2 separate regions of the Homo sapiens genome follow, and region 1 is linked to region 2. A link is a loop called in an ENCODE intact Hi-C map of the cell type or tissue named here. Cell type or tissue: heart right ventricle. All regions are shown on one strand. Links, peaks and the distances in the headings refer to the core of each region. The heading gives the core; the rest is flanking DNA.

Region 1 (9,154 bases), core at 622-8,621, 180 kb after region 2:
ACTCAGATTCTGGTATCATGACATCTCATAGAACTAGGAACCATTTTGCACACAAAAAGAGATCACAGTCTTTTTTCCTCTGGTTGTTTATTCAAAATAAACTAGCCAACATAAGCAAGGTAAGACTTTAATTTTGATTTTCAGAGAAAAAGACAACAACTCTTTGATAATCCCCAGTATCACAACCTTCAAAAATAGCGGAGGAGAGTGGGGTAGAAATGAGGTAGAGAAAAGAGTAAAAGAAGTGGGATTCGCTCTTGATGTTAAGTCAGTACATCTCACATTACCTCCTGAAGAAGAACTAGAGAAAGTGTCATCTTTGTTGTATAAAAAGAAATATGGCATAATGATCCAGCAATCCCACTACACTTTGGGTGTATATCCAAAGGAAGCAAAATCAGTATTTTGAAGAGACAATTGCATACTCATGTTTATTGTAACATTATTCACAATAGCCAAGACATAGAATCAACCTGTATGCCCATCAGTGGATGAATGGATGAAGAAAATGTAGTATATATGTACAGTGGAATACTATTCAGCCATAAAAAGGATGAAATCCTGTTCTGTGTGACAATATGGGTGAACCTGGAGGACATTATGTTAAGTGAAATAAGCCAGGCACAGAAAGACAAATACTGCGTGATCTCACTCATATGTGGGAGCTAAAAAAGTTGAGATCATGGAAGTTGAGCATAGAGTAATGATTACTAGAGACTGGGGAAAATAGAAGGAAGCAGGAGATGAGGAAAGTTGATTAACAGGTACAATGTTACAGTTAGATAGAAGGAATAAGTTCTGGCACTCCATTGTACAGTACCATGACTATATCTAACAATAATGCATTGTATATTTCAAATAGCTAGAAGAGAGAATTTTGAATGTCCTCATAACAAAGAAATAATAAATGTTTAAGGTGATGGATATGCCAATTACTATGCTTTGATCACACAATGTATACATGTATCAGAATATCACATTGTATCCCATAAATATGTATAATTATTATGTGTCAGCAAAAAATAAATAAGGCATAAAGTTTATTCAGTTAATATTTATGGAATCCCTACTACATGTCAGGCACTGTGCTAAATCCTGGGGATAAAATGATGAATTTGCTTACAGTCTTTCTCTGAAGGAACTCACAGTCTAATAGTAGAGAGATACAAGATTAAAGACTGTAATATGGTATTGCAGTGATGGAAATGTGAACAGGATATTCAGGAGCTCAGAGGAGGAGCAGGTCAAGCTGGCTTCTTTAAGGAAGGTGATACTTAAAGTGAGCCTTTAGCAATGAATAAAGTTAGCCAGCTTAAGAGAAGTGGGATAGAAAGAACATTCCAGGTAAGAGCAGAAACACAGAGGTCATGGTAGTTAAAGCACAGAGTTTGAAGAAAGGAGAGAAGAGAGACGAATGTTGGGAACAAGCCCCCCAAAATCTGGCCGTAAACTGGCCCCAAAACTGGCCATAAACAAAATCTCTGCAGCACTGTGACATGTTCATCATGGCCATAACGCCCATGCTGGAAGGTGGTGGGCTTTCCAGAATGAGGGCAGGGAACATCTGGCCCGCCCAGGGCAGAAAACCGCTTAAAGGCATTCTTAGGCCACAAACAATAGCATGAGTGATCTGTGCCTTAAGGACATGCTCCTGCTGCAGTTAACTAGCCCAACTTATTCCTTTAATTCGGCCCATCCCTTCGTTTCCCATAAGGGATACTTTTAGTTAATCGAATATATACAGAAACAATGCTAATGACTGGCTTGCTGGTAATAAATACGTGGGTAAATCTCTGTTCAGGGCTCTCAGCTCTGAAGGCTGTGAGACACCTGATTTCCCACTTCGCACCTCTATATTTCTGTGTGTGTGTCTTTAATTCCTCTAGCACCGCTGGGTTAGGGTCTCCCTGACTGAGCTGGTCTCGGCAGACGAGGCTTTTGGGGAAGATTTGTTGTTGTTGTTGTTGTTTTAGGCAGAGTCTTGCTCTGTCGCCCAGGCTGGAGTGCAGTGGTTACACATCTTGGCTCACTGCAACCTCTGCCTCCCAGGTTCAAGCCATTCTCCTGCCTCAGCCTCCCAAGTAGCTGGGATTACAAGTGTGCACCACCACACCCAGCTAATTCTTTTGTATTTTTAGGAGAGATGAGGTTTCACCATGTTGGCCAGGCTGGTCTCAAGTGATCAGCCCACCTTGGCCTCCCAAAGTGCTGGGATTACAGACATGAGCCACTGCACATGGCCTGGAAGATGGGTTCTGTTTGGAGTCTGAGACACCCCAATCAAAGTGTTTAGCAGGGAGCTGAATATGTGGGGCTGAAGTTTAGGGATCATCTGGGATGGAGACAGAGATCTAAGAGGTAGGAAGTGATAGCTGAAAATGTGAGAGTTAATTAAACCAGCCAGGGAGCATATACCACGTGAGATCAACAGATATTTGAGACTAGAATGCAAATAAAAATCAACATATAAGGGACAGACAGAGGAAAATGAGCTCAAGAAGCAGAGACAGTAAGTAGTCAGGAAGATGGGAGTAAACATAAGAGTTTAGTATCACAGAAGCTCAAGGTGTAGAATTGAAATAAAGGTGTGGCCTGGCCAGGCGCAGTGGCTCACGCCTGTAATCCCAGCACTTTGGGAGGCCGAGGCAAGCGGATCACAAGGTCAGGAGATAGAGACCATCCTGGCTAACACAGCGAAACCCCGTCTCTACTAAAAATGCAAAAACAAAATTAACCGGGAGGCTGAGGGGGTGAGAATGGCGTGAACCCAGGAGGCGGAGCTCGCAGGGAGCCAAGATTGTGCCACTGCACTACTCCAGCCTGGGTGACAGAGAAAGACTCTGTCTCAAAAAAGAAAGAAAGAAAGAAAGAAAGGTGTGGCCTATGGAGACAGATGGCCTTGCTGTTCTGGCAAGGTAAGGACTGAAAAGATGAAGACATTAGAGGCATCAGGAAAGGCTTTGATCAATAGTGAGGATGAAAAAGGTGATTTTGAGAGGAAGTAAAGAGAAAACTGTAGTCTACCCTTGAGATAAATCTGGATGAGAAGACAAGAGAGGTTGGGTGACAGTTAGAGGAATATAGGAGGTCAAGGGAGGAGGAGGTGGCGGATGAATTGCTTTGAGAATGCAAAATAAGAGATTTCAGTATGTTTCTAGACTGAAAGGAAAAGGCAGTGGAAAGGTTGAAAACGGGAGACCTAGGGAATGACAAATGGAGGGAACTCTCAGGGGAGGAACATCTTGTGCACTTAGACTGGAGAGGTGGAGAGGATACTCTCACATGATTCATAGACAATTTGGCCCACCCGATTTAATACTCTGCCTGCATCTCCTATTACAGATTCTCTCTTCATTTTGTCAGCAAACAGCTCACTGTCCTCTGGATCTGCTGCGTCCTGCAGGAGCATTGCGCTTAAACTATGGGAAGCGGCACCTCCACCCAACATCATTTTGCTTTCCAGAATGCAGAGAGAGGTACGTGTTTCCCACTTTCCAAACCAGCTGTGGGTACCACAAAGCCCATATTGCATGGAGAGGGTTGGGGGTTCTGAGGGTAGAAGCAGAAAAACCCTTAAATTTCTCCTCAGGCCAGCTCTTAGAGGTCAGCTTCTCCTCCTTGTGACATGCCCACCAAAATGTCCAGTTGAAGTATATTTGACAGAATTAACATTCGCTCAGGAAGTTAGTGTTGTCCATTGGGGTTGATCCCAAACTACCCAGGTACAAATGAATGAAATAAGGTTGGGCAAAGAGGGGATGAAACACATTCCAGGCAGAGGGTAGAGCACGTCCAAAGGTCATGAGGTGGGAAGAAGGAAGCATGAGCTCCCTCTAGTGGCCAATCTAACAATTTTTTTTTTAAAACAATAGGCCAGGAGTTGTGGGTCACACCTGTAATCCCAGCACTTTAGAAGGCTGAGATGAGAGAATCTCACCTGGGCCCAGGAGTTTGAAACCAGCCTGGACGACAGATCAAGGATCCTATCTCTACAAAAAAAAAATTTTTTTTTTTTGAGGCGGAGTCTTGCTCTGTCGCCCAGGCTGGAGTGCAGTGGCACGATCTCTACTCACTGCAAACTCCTCTTCCTGGGTTCAAGCGATTCTCCTGCCTCAGCCTCCCGAGTAGCTGGGATTTCAGGCGCCCGCGACCACGCCTGGCTAATTTTTGTGTTTTTTGTAGACACTGGGTTTCACCATGTTGACCAGGCTTGTCTTGAACTCTCACTTCAGGTGATCCGCCTGCCTCGGCTTCCCAAAGTGCTGGGATTACAGGCGTGAGCCACCGTGCCCAACCTAAAAAATTTTTTTTTGTTTTTGAGACCGAGTTTCCCTCTGTGGCCCAGGCTGGATTGCAATGGCACAATCTCGGCTCACTGCAACCTCCGCCTCCTGGGTTCAAGCGATTCTCCTGCCTCAGCCTCCCAAGTAGCTGGGATTACAGGCGGGTGCCACCATGCCCGGCTAATTTTTTGAATTTTTAGTAGAGACGGGGCTTCACCATGTTGACCAGGCTGGTCTCGAACTCCTGACCTCAGGTGATCTGCCCGCCTCGGCCTCCCAAAGTGCTGGGATTACAGAAGTGAGCCACCATGCCCAGCAAAAAAAAAAAAAAAAAAATTAATTAGCTGGGTGTGGTGGCGAGCACCTCTGTAGTCCTAGACACTCAGGAGCCTGAGGTGGGAGGATTGCTTGAGCACAGGAGTTCAAGCCTACAGTGAGCTATGATCATGCCACTGCCCTCCAGCCTGGGTGACCGAGTGAAATCATTTCTAATATGGTAGGGATATCAACTGTGATATAAATTGCAAATATTTTTTCCCAGTTTGTCACTTGTTTGGACCAATTTTGGAATTAGCTTCAGCTCAGGGTTTCCTTATCTTGTGAATAACACGAATTCAACCCACACACGCCACAGGCTGAGACTTTCTATCTCACTGAGTTCTAGGTCAGCTCAGCTCCTGCTACCACAGGGGCCGGTAGGCAGAGATTTATTAGATCACGCAAGGTACAGAAACTTCCCCAGCTCCTGCCTTTTCACAGACAGTCCAGTTACCACTCCCTGCCATGCACAGAACCCAGGAACTCACTCTCATCCCCATACAGGTGTTAAACCCCAGCTCCTGAGACATGTGTCTGGTTGAGATTCCCCTGGGGCCTGCCTGACTTCAGTGCCTCTAACTGCCTTTGGCTATGGGTTCCGTCTTCATTTCTGGCACCCGGAGATCTCCCTTCAATGCTTTTGATTTCAACTATTGGTTAAAAAGAAATTTAGCTTATTTTATGCAGCTTTTCTTAATGTGTTGGAGTGTGAGGGAGTCCTACATCTGCTTAAGCATGCCATTTCTTATTGGAAGTCGATATTAGGCTCTCTATTTTCCTTAAAGGGATGTCATAATTCATTAAGTTTTTATTGCACCTTTTGGCAAGCTTATACTTCCATTACAGAAAGGTACTTCTTCCTAGAGGCATCATTTTTTTCCTTTAAATCAGTGTTGTATATAGAGACATAAATATTCTTGACAAAGATAATAAAAATAAGAGGGTAACCATCAAAAAAATTCTCTGTTCTATCTTTCTTAAATAATTTACCTATTCTCCCATACCCTACTGTGCATTGCCTTGGTTCACAATTTTCTCACAGTGTTGTTATATGTAGAGTTTTTACAGCCCAGGTGTATTTGTAACTTGTACCCTAATAATTTAGTTTACACATGGCCCAAGTAAGAGGGGCCTATACATTTTTGCATTGTGCTATTAAAAATACATGATGGGATAAAGGATATTAAAAGATCCTGCACTTCCCAGAGCCCATCTCAATTGAAAGCAAGCCAGCTCCCCACCACACCCTACCAGATAGTCAACCGGGAGGAAGAAAAAAAGAGGGAGAATGAAAGGTGTTGCCCACTTCTGCTGCCTGAGTAGCCAAAGCAAGACTGAGGATGTAATACGTATGTCTCATCATTGGCAGCACTGGCCATAGAATGCTCAGGGCAAGGTGTTAGCAGACAACATTGATGTCCATGATCTTCTTCAGTGGTCCTTAAACTTTAGCACAAGTATGAATTATGTATGGAGCTTGTTAAACCTTCAGATTCCTTCCTGGATTCCAGCGGTAGAGATTCTGATGTTACAGGTCCAGGGTGAGGTGTAGCAACCTGCATGTTTACCAGGAATCTCTAAAGAATCTGTAGCACCAGCCCTGGACCTTTCATTCACTATTCTCTTTTGTGTGTGAGTGTGTGTGTGTGTGTGTGTGTCAGAGTCTCTAGCCCAGGCTAAAGTGCAGTGGTACGATCTCGGCTCACTGCAACCTCTGCCTCCCAGGTTCAAATGATTCTCCTACCTCAGGCTCCCAAGTAGCTGGGATTACAGATGCCTGCCACCATGCCCAGCTAATTTTTGTATTTTTAGTAGAGATGAGGTTTCACCATATTGGCCAGGCTGGTCTTGAACTCCTCACCTCAGGTGATCCACCAGCCTCAGCCTCCCAAAGTGTTAGGATTATAGGTGTGAGCCACCACGCCCAGCCTCATTCACTATTCTGAACATGGTTTTACAGAAGTCAGTCAGTGGGGTTCAACCTCATCGCTTACTATTTAGTGAGTGCCTTTGAGAAATACTAGTAGTATGAATTTTTTTCATAGGAAATCAAATTTATCTTTGTTTAAGTTCCTCCCAGCTTCTCTTTTCCCATGTCACCATCATCTTTCCTCTTAGGGAAATCAGCAAGAATTCTATTATCTGTCTAATGCAAACGAAACATATTAAATCAATCTGTCTACTCTTTATGAGGTTGACCTGAGTCAGCCTGCAGGATTTCTAATCCAGCCTGCAGGATTTCTAATCCAGCTTTATCCACAAATAGTCCATTCATCACCAGCAGTGTATCTAAGCCTTGGAGCTTAAAAAGAATCTAGTTATGTGGACAGCTGTTCCCTTCTCTGGCAACAATACTTGACCACACAGGTCCTAAACCTTATATAAAGAATGAAACTCCACACCCTAACCTGCCCTACCTGGTCACCTAGCACAGGTCCTGGCAAAAATGAGAGGCCCAGTGGCCATGTGGGGGACTGCATGGTCAGTGCTGTCTATCTTATGACGGGGGTGCTTAAAGCCTGTAGGGATATCATGGAACTGGGGATGGCAAGCATGGGAGCTGGGACACAGTTGCTACCCCCTGACATCGTATGATGCATTCATTTGAGTATTCGTTTATTGTTTGCTTTTCCTAGTCTTCATCTGGCCCCGCCCCTTTTCCAGATGAGGACATTGAGGCCCCAGATGACTTGTCTGAAACCACAGAGCTTGTCAGGGCAGTTCTAGGTCTAGATCCCAGGTGTCCTGACATCCAGTCTATTGTCACAATATCAAAATGTCCACCCCACCCCCGCATTATAACCTGTCAGGGATGCTGCATCCTTGCAATCTCATGAGTTTACATCTCCTTCTCGGAATCCTGGCAGTCCAACCTTTTCATCCCTATACAGAAATGTTTTCATCAATACATGGGAATTCTAATCAACCTACAGTGATATGAGTATAACCATCAGGCAGGAATGAAGGGGAGGGGCAGGAAATGGGGAAAAGCACTATTGCCAGCAGAAAGGGAAATACTTCCTATGGGCGTCAATGGGTAGTGCTTCTGCTCCATCTTGTCCTCACATATACAGTGGGAGAGGGCTGAGCAGCTTCCTCTCCCTACCCCCAAACCCCTGGCCCAGGGAGTCCGAGCTCACAGGCTTGCTTCTCCATCGGTGTCATAGCCTTCAAGGCAGCAGCCCTGATCCAGAGATGGTACCGGCGCTACGTGGCCCGCCTGGAGATGAGGCGGCGTTGCACCTGGAGCATCTTCCAGTCTATAGAATATGCTGGGCAGCAAGACCAAGTCAAGGTACAATGAGATGTGGGACGGAGCCGCCTCCTGCTCTCCCTTGGGCAGCAGGGCTCGGGTGCTCCTAAAGTGAGGCCAACTGGACTACTTGTGGGTTCTCTTTTCGCTCACCTCTAAAGCCACGTCTCCTTGGGTTCTTCTGCAGCTCCATGACTTCTTCAGCTATCTCATGGATCACTTCATCCCCAGCAGCCACAACGACAGTGAGTATGAACTGCCACATGTCATGTCCTCCTGTCGCAAGGCCATAGATTACACGGTGAGGTGGGGGATGCACAGGGAGTGAAACCGTGAATCTGGTGACAGCCAGGGAATAAGCAAGGGGCTGAGGAGTAAATGGCAGACTGGGGTTTTATGCCAGGTTCTCCTGAACACACACCTGGAGACAAGAGTTTGGACGCAAGGAATTCATTTATTAAGTTCAAGAAACCCTGGGGGTGGGAGGGAGTGGGGAAGGGATTCAGGAAAGGAATCGCAGCCAGTCCAGCAACTCAGTGTGCCTAGGAAACAGTGCAAAACGCAAGCCTCAGAATTATACCCCCTGCAGGCAAAGGGAACTGGAGTTTTTCTGTGTCAACTCCAGGAGTCATTGGTTGAAAGCGGCTGGGGAGGTGGGAGAGAAGTATAGGAAGGAGGCTTTTTCTTTTCTTTTCTTTTCTTTTTTTTTTTTGAGACAGAGTCTCGTTCTGTGACCCAGGCTGGAGTGCAGTGGCATGATCTTGGCTCACTGCAACCTCTACCTCCCGGGTTCAAGTGATTGAACCTCAGATACCCAAGTAGCTGGGATTACAGGTGTGCACCAACACACCTGGCTGATTTTTTATATGTTTAGTAGAGATGGGCTTTCACCATGTTAACCAGGCTGGTCTTGAACTCCTGGCCTCAAGCGATCCACCTGCCTCGGCCTCCCAAAGTGCTGGCATTACAAGCGTGAACCACTGAGCCAAGCCAGGAGGTTGTTAATTCCATAGCATTTCTGGCCTGCCATCCGGATCCAGGAAATAAGTCCTCAGTCTGGAGATGCCAATGCTGGCAGCTGGAAGCTGCTGGAAGGCACTGCCAGGTCTGATGCACCTGTTGCGCTCACTAAATGCAACATAAATACCTGTGATTTTTCCACACTGGCTTTCCCCTTTCCTTCTGCTTGCAAATCCAGGTCCCTAAATTTCTGTACTCTCTAAGTCTGACAAATCTTGATCTTTTAGAATAAAAGTAGAAAGCATGACTTTTTCCTCCTGCCCATCCTAGACTGTTGTCA
Region 2 (9,154 bases), core at 507-8,506:
ATTTATAAAAGGTTAACAAAAAATAGTTAACACCATTTTACAAACGAGGGAATTGTGCCAGCTTCAGAAACTATCTTGATTACTAGCCACAGAGAATTCTGCCATGGAAGTCATTAAGACCCCCGTAGTCCTGGGTTTGTAGGTCAGTTTCCTGACATGGGAATTTGAGCTTCAGGAGATCAAATCACTGCCATCTCATAGCCAAGAAATGCACTTTCCTCCACAGCACAGAATGTACCAGAGTGCAGCTTGGGTGCCAATGCCTGATTTATCTTCAAGACTTCAACACCGTATAAGACACCAGACCCTGAAAACACCTCCCACATTCCTTACATTATATCAGAGTTGATCTACTATGTTCCTGTCTTTTCCCTATGCCTCTAACCAGTCTCCAAATGTCTAATTTTAGACATCAAGTCTTTCTGGCCAGACACCATAGCTGATTGTGTATTTTGTATGGTGCGTGCCTTGAGCAGTGACAAAGTTCATAAATGCCACCACTATTCAGGGACAACTGAACAGATACTAAAAAACAGGTACAAAAGGCTAGGTGAACAAGCTGATTATATTTCTCTGATATAACCACCGAGAAAAAAAGCCCATACTAATGAAATTCAATTACCAAAAATTTCTTACAAAAATATGGAAATGACCTAAAGGTCAAGGAGAGAAACTGGCTAAGCAAATCATGAAACAATTACAGAACAAATACACTTAAATTATGTTGCAAGAGTATATTGAAAACCAAATCAAAACCACAATGAAATACCACTTCATATCCTCTACGATGGCTATAAATGATGAAAAACCAAGTAACATGTAACACAAGGATGCAGAGATATTAGAATCCTAATATACTGCTGGTGGGATTGTAATACCATGCAGCTAGTGTGAAAAAGTTTGGCAGTTCCTAAAAAAGTTAACATAAAATTACCGTACAACCCAGCAATTCCACTACTAGGTGTACACCCAAGAGAAGTGAAACATGTTCACAACAATAGGTAATTTTGCTATGAATCATAAATCATAACCCCCAAATTCATTCTTACATATATATTTCCTATATATAAGTAAACTTTACTCTGTAATGCTACCAAATAACCAAATAGTGTTTGTAGTATCTCAATATGTCAAGACTATATGATTAGAAAATTTTTTAAAAAGAAAAATAAAACACATGTTCACATAAAAACTTGTACATAAATGTTCACAACACCACTATTCGTAATAGCCATAAAGTGGAAACAGCCCAAATGTCCATCAGCTGATAAATGGATAAACAAGATGCGGTACGGCCATAAAATAGAATATTACTCGGCTATAAGAAAGAATGAAGTACTGATAGGACTCCTGAGAACATTATGCTAAGTGAAAGAAGCCAGACACAAAAGGTCACATATTGTATGATTCCATTTAGGCGAAATATCCAGAATAGGCAAAACCATAGACACAGAAAGTAGACAGTGGTTGCCAGGGAATGGGGGATGGAGAAAATTGGGGCTGACTGCTAATAAGTACAGGGTTTCTTTTTGGGTTGACGGAAATGTTTTGCAATCAGATAGTGGTGATGGTTGCAGAACATAATGAATATACTGAAACCACTGAAGTATACAGCTAAAAATGGTGAATTTTTATGGTATGTAAATTATATTTCAATAAAAAACATACTGCGACACAGGAAACAGGATACACAATGATTCTATAGAAAATGGATTAGAATATTAAATTCAAAAAAGGATAACAGTTTAAGAATTTAAGATATTTTTAAAAAGGCATCTAAAATGGTGCACAAATACCCACAAGTAATGTGGCAGCTAACAACGTGGGGAAAAAAAATCAAGTGAAATATTATATTTTACATAAAAATATGTTACAGGATGCTTAAAGAGTCAATTGCAAATAAAATCATAAAAGTTCTGCCAGAAAAAAAATGTGGGAAAATGGTCATTAATTAAAAAACATGTAATCAAACAATGCAGCATTATCTTATTTGGAGAAAAACATATATTCAGAATATCTGATGACATGCGTGACATGCAGCATAGTATTAACTTAAAATGCAAAGAAAAAATTCTATGTACAGTGTGAACCCATTTTTGTAAATTAAAAACAGTATACACATAGAAAAAAGCCAAGAAGCCTGTATACACCAACAGGTTGGGAATCATTCCCTCTGAGTGGAGGAATTATGAATAATCTTTACTTTCCTCTTTTTGCTTAATTTTAATTTTTTCAACTTTTTACAGTTAATCTGTCACATATTTAAAATGAAAAGAGCTACTTATAATTAATTTACCTATCCTACCTACTTTCATTTCCACCATCAAGCCACACAGATGCCTCAGGTAATGTTATATCAAGAATTTCCATTCCAGGCCAAGCGCGGTGGCTCACGCCTGTAATCCCAGCACTTTGGGAGGTCGAGGTGGGCGGATCATGAGGTCAGGAGATCGAGACCATCCTGGCTAACATGGTGAAAACCCGTCTCTACCAAAAATACAAAAAATTAGCCAGGCGTGGTGGCAGGCGCCTGTAGTCCTAGCTACTGGGGAGGCTGAGGCAGGAAAATGGCATGAACCTGGGAGGCGGAGCTTGCAGTGAGCCGAAATCGAGCCACTGCACTCCAGCAGTCTGGGCGACAGAGAGAGACTCCGTCTCAAAAAAAAAAAAAAACGAATTTCCATTCCAATGACCACATGCTTCCCATTCCCAACATTACCTGGAAAATGTCCACTAGAATCATGGTTGCCAGCAGCATGGTGACTATTTCAAAATGTCCCGTCTTCATTTTTCTCTTCTAAATTAAAATAAAGAAATTTCAATTCAGTAGACTCAAAAAAGAGGTGTAGGGAAGTAGAATAGGATGACACTGCGTATTTTTTCATTTAGAATGTGAGTGGATAGCATGATGGTCAGGAAGTGATTATCAATAAATTCCTAACGGGCTACAAGAGCCATTAGGCTTTATCTAGTGGTCTAATGCTCTCATTCTACAGACGAGGAAACAAAAACACCTTAGAATTTCAGTGATTTGCTCAAGATTAAATCTGTGCATTTCCATACTCCTCCAGACATGTCATCTCTCCCACCACAGTCACTGGGAGTCATATTTTCTTCCCATCTCTAAATCTCCCCTCAGCGTGCACAGGAAATAACACAATCAGACTAAAAAACAGCAGTCTCAAATTGGTCCCCTAGCTCCCAGTTTCTAAGAATTCCCCAGGAATATGTCCATGCACATTATCCATTCTTCTATCCTCTTTGCACATTGTCATGCCCTTTTGAGTGGGACAGAGGAGATGATGAGGTCAGTAGTGGTACAAAGCAGTGGATTGTCAGAGATGGCCCCCTTCCCCCAAATACAATCAAGAGAAGCCCGAGGGTAAAATAAGTGTCTTACATAACTTTCTGAAGGCGGGAACAAGAATAAGAAGGAACTGGGTAGGCAGCAATTCTAAGATTATACAACTATTGGCCGAATGCCTAATATTCATCCCAGTATTTATGATAATGTAACTCAAATGAAGCTTCTATTTTACCCTACCAATCACCATATTCTGGATTCTAAAAATGAGAATGAACAGCACAGGGGAAGGGAGAAGTCTTCCCTTTTATAGATCATTTTGGCCTCAGTTTCCCATATTTCTTCAGAAGCAGTTTTGTTTTGTTTTTACTAAAAATACTAAAATATAGTACCAACATGCTACTTTGTGTTAAACTTCTCTTTCCAAAAAAGATTTGAATATAAGATGATAGATATCTGTCACAAGGCAATATGTTTTAAGCAAGCTTTGATCAGGATTTTCCTAAAAATTGTTCATTTCTTTAGTCTGAGTGTAAATAAGTCAAAAGGTTTACCTGGCTTTTGTGCCTTTGGAGGAAGTTTAAGTGATGCTAGGCCTCAAACTGACTCCCCACTCTCAGTTGTGGTAAGCAAGTCTTCAGGATGGGATGTTGTTGACAGTGAGAGCTGAGACAGGAATGCTTTTCTTTTTATAAACACCCCCAGCAGTAGCTTGGCAGTGGCACACTACGCTACTTGTGTTCTGCTATTTATATCTGGCCCCCCCACACTATGCCTTGGAATCACTGCTGTTAACACTTTAAATCTCCAAGAGGCTTGTAAAGCCATAGCAATTCCCTTTAGCCACACAGCACATTCAGTTCTGAGCCCACAGTTCTGGGCTTCTCTCAGAGAGAAATGACTTCCCATTCCTAATCCTTTGACACTGAGATATCAAACTAAAGCATGGATTTTACTCTAGGCTAAGTGATTCACATAACTAGGGAAACTTGCTCTGTTAATCACTGGCAATGGTGACAGCTATCACCATTCGCTCAACTAGCTTACTATATTTCAGGTACCTCGTCAGGAGTCGGGATACATAAGCAAGTAAAACAAAGTACTAAAAAGCACTCAAAATCTAATAAAAAACATGAATACGCATACTTAACCAAAATACAACATGTTAAGAATCCCAAGTATAGACAAAGTCCAGTGATAACATTAAGGAGGGAAGGATTTGGTAATGCCTGCAACTACAGCTGTCATTTGAGTAACGCATACATGGTAAATATACTGACTGCAATGCTGAGGAACACTTAGGGTTCACTGACTGTGGATTTAAAAAACACAAAAATGTCCAAAGAAATTCACGCATACATACACCAAAATACATTAATAGAATGTTGATAGTAGCACTATTCATAATAACCCCCAAACTGGAAACCAAATATCCATCAACAGTAGAATGGTTAGACTGTAAGTGAAATTTTATATAGCAATGAAAACGAACAAACTCTGACCATATATAACAATGTGGATAAATCTCACAAACAAAATTTTGAGTAAAAAAAGAGATACAAGCATGTTTATACTGTATGATTTAATTTATATCAAGAACAAAATTAGGCAAAACACTTCCAAGGCATGAGAAGTCAGAATAGTGGTCACCCTGGGTAGTAGCTAGTAACTGGAAAGGGCACAGAGGAGCATCTGAGATGTTAGCTGGGTTCTGCTTTTTGCTATGGATGCCAATTACATTGACAAATTCAGTTTGTGAAAATTCAGTGAGCTATATACTTATGATATGTGTTTTTTTTGTACACACATATATTACTTCAAGAAAACATTTTAAATTATCATGAAATACACCTATATTTACAAAATCCAACTCTACTCTTTAGAATAGAGATATGTTCCAACCTTTTCCCACCTCACTGGCTTGGCAATCCAAGATTAAATACACAGCACAGACTCACTCCCAGAAATAATATGATTTTTTAAAAAGCAGGAGTTTGGTTAGAAAGAAAAAAGAAAGTTTGCATGTCTTCAGGCCTTAGGCTCACAACAACCTGCTTTTAAGTTCCAAGCATGTAGGCCTACAGGAAATGAGGTAGAGAAGTTCTCCTGTCGCTGGCCTCCATTCCTGTTTTGTTCCAGTTTTTAACCAAATTTCTTTCATTCATTCATTGAACAAATATTTGAGTCCTTAAAATGTGCTAGGAACTGTTTTAGGTACTAGAGATATACCAGTGAACGAAATGGATAAATATCTTGCCTTTGTGAAGTTTATATTCTTGTGAGGGAAGGCAGTCAAATAACTAAAATAAGTACGTAAATTATGCAAGTATGTTAGAATGTAGTGAGTGCTATGGTTTTGGCTTTTGTTTATAAGTAGCACAAAGGAGACTAGGAGCGCATGGAGTGTTTGCAATTTAAATTGGATTGTTAGGGAAGACTCACTGAAAGGTGGTATTTGAGCAAAGACTTGAAAGAGATCAGCCATGAAGACTGTGGCAGTCAAACACAGTGAACAGCACGTACTAAAGCCCTGAGACAAGAATATGCCTACTTTTGTTTGAGGAATAGTAAGCAGGCCAATATGGTTGGAACATTAGAGTAGTACAAGATAAGGTCAGAGATGTAAGGGGGTGGTGGGAAGACCATGTCAATCTCTGCAGGCCACTGTAAGAACACTGGCTTTCACTCTAAGAGAAAAGGAGCAAATCACAGGTTTTAAAAAGAGGTATAACATGATCTGATTTATTTTTTAAGAGGATCACTCTGGCTGTTATGCTGAGAATGGTCTGTAGGGTGAATGTAAGAAGACTAAATGACAGGTTATTATAATAATGCAAGCAGAGATTATGGTGGCTTGAATCAGGAAGGCAGCATTAAACGTAATGAGAAGTAGATGTGTGTGTATGTGTGTTGTTGCTGTTGCTGAGGTGGTATGAAGTGGATGTCTGAGTGTATGTTTATGTTGTTGCTTTGTTGTTTCTTTGGTTGTTAGAAACAGGCCATTTTTATTTGAGCCTGTTAAAAATCCGACTTTTGTAGATTAGACACAGTATTTCCTGATACGATAAGGAAAAGCATTTGTGGGTTCTAAAAGTCTACTGTATTTTCAAAAATGTAATAACTCACAAAAAAGTAAATGGAAATGATCTATAAAGATATCAATTTATTATACAGTTAAAGTGTTTGTAATCTCAGAGATTTGGAAGCCAGGGCAGGAGGATGGCTTGAAGCCAGGAGTCCTAGCCTGGGCAACACAGGGAGACCTTGTCTCTACAAAAAAATTTTAAAAATTAGCCAGGTGCAGTGGCACATGTCGGTAGTCCTAGCTACTTGGGAGGCTAAGACAGGAAGATCTCTTGAGCCCAGGAGTTGCAGATTACAGTGAGCTATGATGGTGCCACTGCACCCCAGCCTGGTCAACAGAGTAAGACCCTGTCTCAAAAACAAAAACAAAAACAAAAAAAAATGTTTAGACTTAAATGCAGGATATAATTTGAAGATTGAGGCAATAGGATGTACTGACAAACTAGATGTGGGCTGCAAGAAAAAGAGGGGAGTAAAGAATAGTTCCAAGATTTTTAGCTTGAATAGCTGGAAGGATGGAGTTGTCATTGATTGACATGGAGAAGACCGTGTGTGGAAAAAGTATCCTGGAACTCAAGTGAAGAAAATACTTACAAAAGAAAGGAAAGATCAAATGTGTTAAAAGCTTCTGATAGGTCAAGTAAGATGAGGACTGAGAACTGACCATTGGATTTAGCAATGTGGAGGATATTGAAAGTTTTGTTTAAGAGCAGGTCTGATAGAAGAGTGGAGATGAAAGCCTGGTTAGAATGGCCTAAGAAAGAATGAAAAGAGGAATTGGAGACATTGGAGATGGTTAATATCTTCAACTCTTTCAAGGAGTTTTTCTATAAAGGACATAAAAGGAATGAGGCAGTATAGCTTGATGGTGGGACCAGGGAAAAGGTAAAGAAGAGAGTCCAAGAATTTTTTTTTTTTTTTTGAGATGGAGTCTCGCTCTGTCACACAGGCTGGAGTGCAGTGGCACGATCTCAGCTCACTGCAGCCTCCGCCTCCCTATCTCGGCTCACTGCAGCCTCTGCCTCCCCAGTTCAAGCGATTCTCCTGCCTCAGATTCCAGAGTAGCTGCCCACTACCAAGCCTGGCTAATTTTTGTATTTTTACTAGAGACGGGGTTTCACCATGTTGGCCAGGCTGGTCTTGAATTCTTGGCCTCAAATGATCCGCCTGCCTTGGCCTTCCAAAGTGCTGAGATTATAGGCATGAGCCACTGTGCTTGGTCAGAAATATTTTTAAAGACAGAAAAAAACCAGCATGTTGGATATGATCTAGTAGATAGAGGAAAAAACTAATAATATAGCAAAGAGAGGGTAGAATGATTGGGTCAATCTTCTTGAGTAGGCAAAAGGGGATGAGACATAGCATACAAGCAGATGAGGTGGCCTTAGATAAGAGCAGGAGAGGTTCATCTAATATGAACAGGAGGAAAGGCACAGTATATTGGCAGATGCTGGAAAGAAGTGGGTTGCAATAAAAATTCTTTTCTACTTGCTTCAATTTTCTCAAAAAAGTAGTAACAAAAGATGATGGTTTAAGTGACAGAGACTTGAAGAAATTGGAGAAAGAATGAAATAGTCATCTAGAAAAGGAGAAGAGTGAATGCCTTATGATTGCTGGGCTGCATTAAGGGGCTACCTGAATTTAAAATGAAATCACTTAAGATGGTTGTATTTTTCTCCAGCTACGTTCAGTTCCATGGTAGATGCAGACTAAGCTAAATTGGATTGAATAAAGACTGTAGCTTTTTCAAGCAAGGATAAAATGATTATTTTATTGAATGATTACGGGCAAAAGATCTGAACTGACACTTCACAAAGGAAGATATATAAATGACAAACAAGTAGAAAACGATGTTCAACATTATTAGCATCAGGTAAATGCAAATTAAAACCACTATACATCCACTAGAATGGCTAAAATTAAAGACTAACAACATAAAATGTTGATGAGAATATGGAGCTACTGAAACTTTCATACATTACTGATGGGAATGCAAGATGATACAGCTATTTTTTAAACAATTTGGCAGTTTTCATAAAGTTAAACTTATATATTTACCATATGACCCCGTAATTCTACTTACAGGAATTCATTATACTTAAAAGAACAGGAATTCATTATACTTAAAAGAAATTATTAAAGTGTATGTTCACACCTGTCAAATGTTCACAGCAGGTTGATTCATAATAGTCAAAAGGTAGAAACAACCCAAATGTCATCAACTGGTAAATGGATAAACAAATGAAATAACACTCAGCAATAAAAAGGAACAAATGTCCTCAAAATGTTAAACATAGGGTTACTACATGATCCAGAAATTTCCCCACTCCTAGGCATATATCTTGGGTATATGCCCAAGATCCAGAAATTCCACTCTGAGGCCTACATCTTGGGTATGTTATATGTGCACACAATCACTTGTGCACAAATGTTCATAGCAGTATTATCTATAATATAATATAAATATAAATATATCTATAAATATAATAGTCAAAAAGTGGTCTAGATTTCAGTCCAAATGTCCACCAACTAGTAAATGGATATACAAACTGTGATATACCCACACACTGGAATATTATTCCACAATAAAAAGGAATTAAGGCCGGATGCAGTGGCTCATGCCTGTAATCCCAGGACTTTGGGAGGCCAAGGCAGGCGGATCACTTGAGATCAGGAGTTCGAGACTGGCCTGGCTAACATGGTGAAACCGTGTATCTACTAAAAATACAAAAATTAGCCAAGTGTGGTGGCGCGTGCCTGTAATCC

Evidence for each region. A loop is a pair of places that touch in the nucleus more often than their neighbours do. Peaks named below come from ENCODE experiments on the same cell type or tissue, not always from the same donor. Only the 100,000 strongest peaks of a DNase experiment are listed, where the experiment ranks them.
Region 1: a loop joins it to region 2, with 2.3 times the contacts of the local background. A loop is called at or near these places in 25 of 110 quality-filtered maps.

Annotation. Positions count from the first base shown.
Region 1 is chr4:75,890,593-75,899,746 of GRCh38, reverse strand. PPEF2 (protein phosphatase with EF-hand domain 2) reads left to right here. Exons shown (of 17, transcript NM_006239.3): 2 at 3,364-3,476; 3 at 7,769-7,896; 4 at 8,042-8,099. The coding sequence starts at 3,422. Among named protein-coding and RNA genes, the nearest start is that of PPEF2, 7.3 kb to the left of the region's middle. In heart right ventricle, for the core only: a CTCF peak has its summit at 3,824 (motif pointing left); no DNase peak of the experiment used is centred there; H3K27me3 peaks cover 984 bases.
Region 2 is chr4:76,069,524-76,078,677 of GRCh38, reverse strand. It overlaps ART3 (ADP-ribosyltransferase 3 (inactive)), which reads right to left and starts at 3,969. Exons shown (of 12, transcript NM_001130016.3): 1 at 3,859-3,969; 2 at 2,720-2,797. The coding sequence starts at 2,788. In heart right ventricle, for the core only: no CTCF peak of the experiment used is centred there; a DNase peak (open chromatin) is centred at 4,067; H3K4me3 peaks cover 2,727 bases; H3K27ac peaks cover 3,139 bases.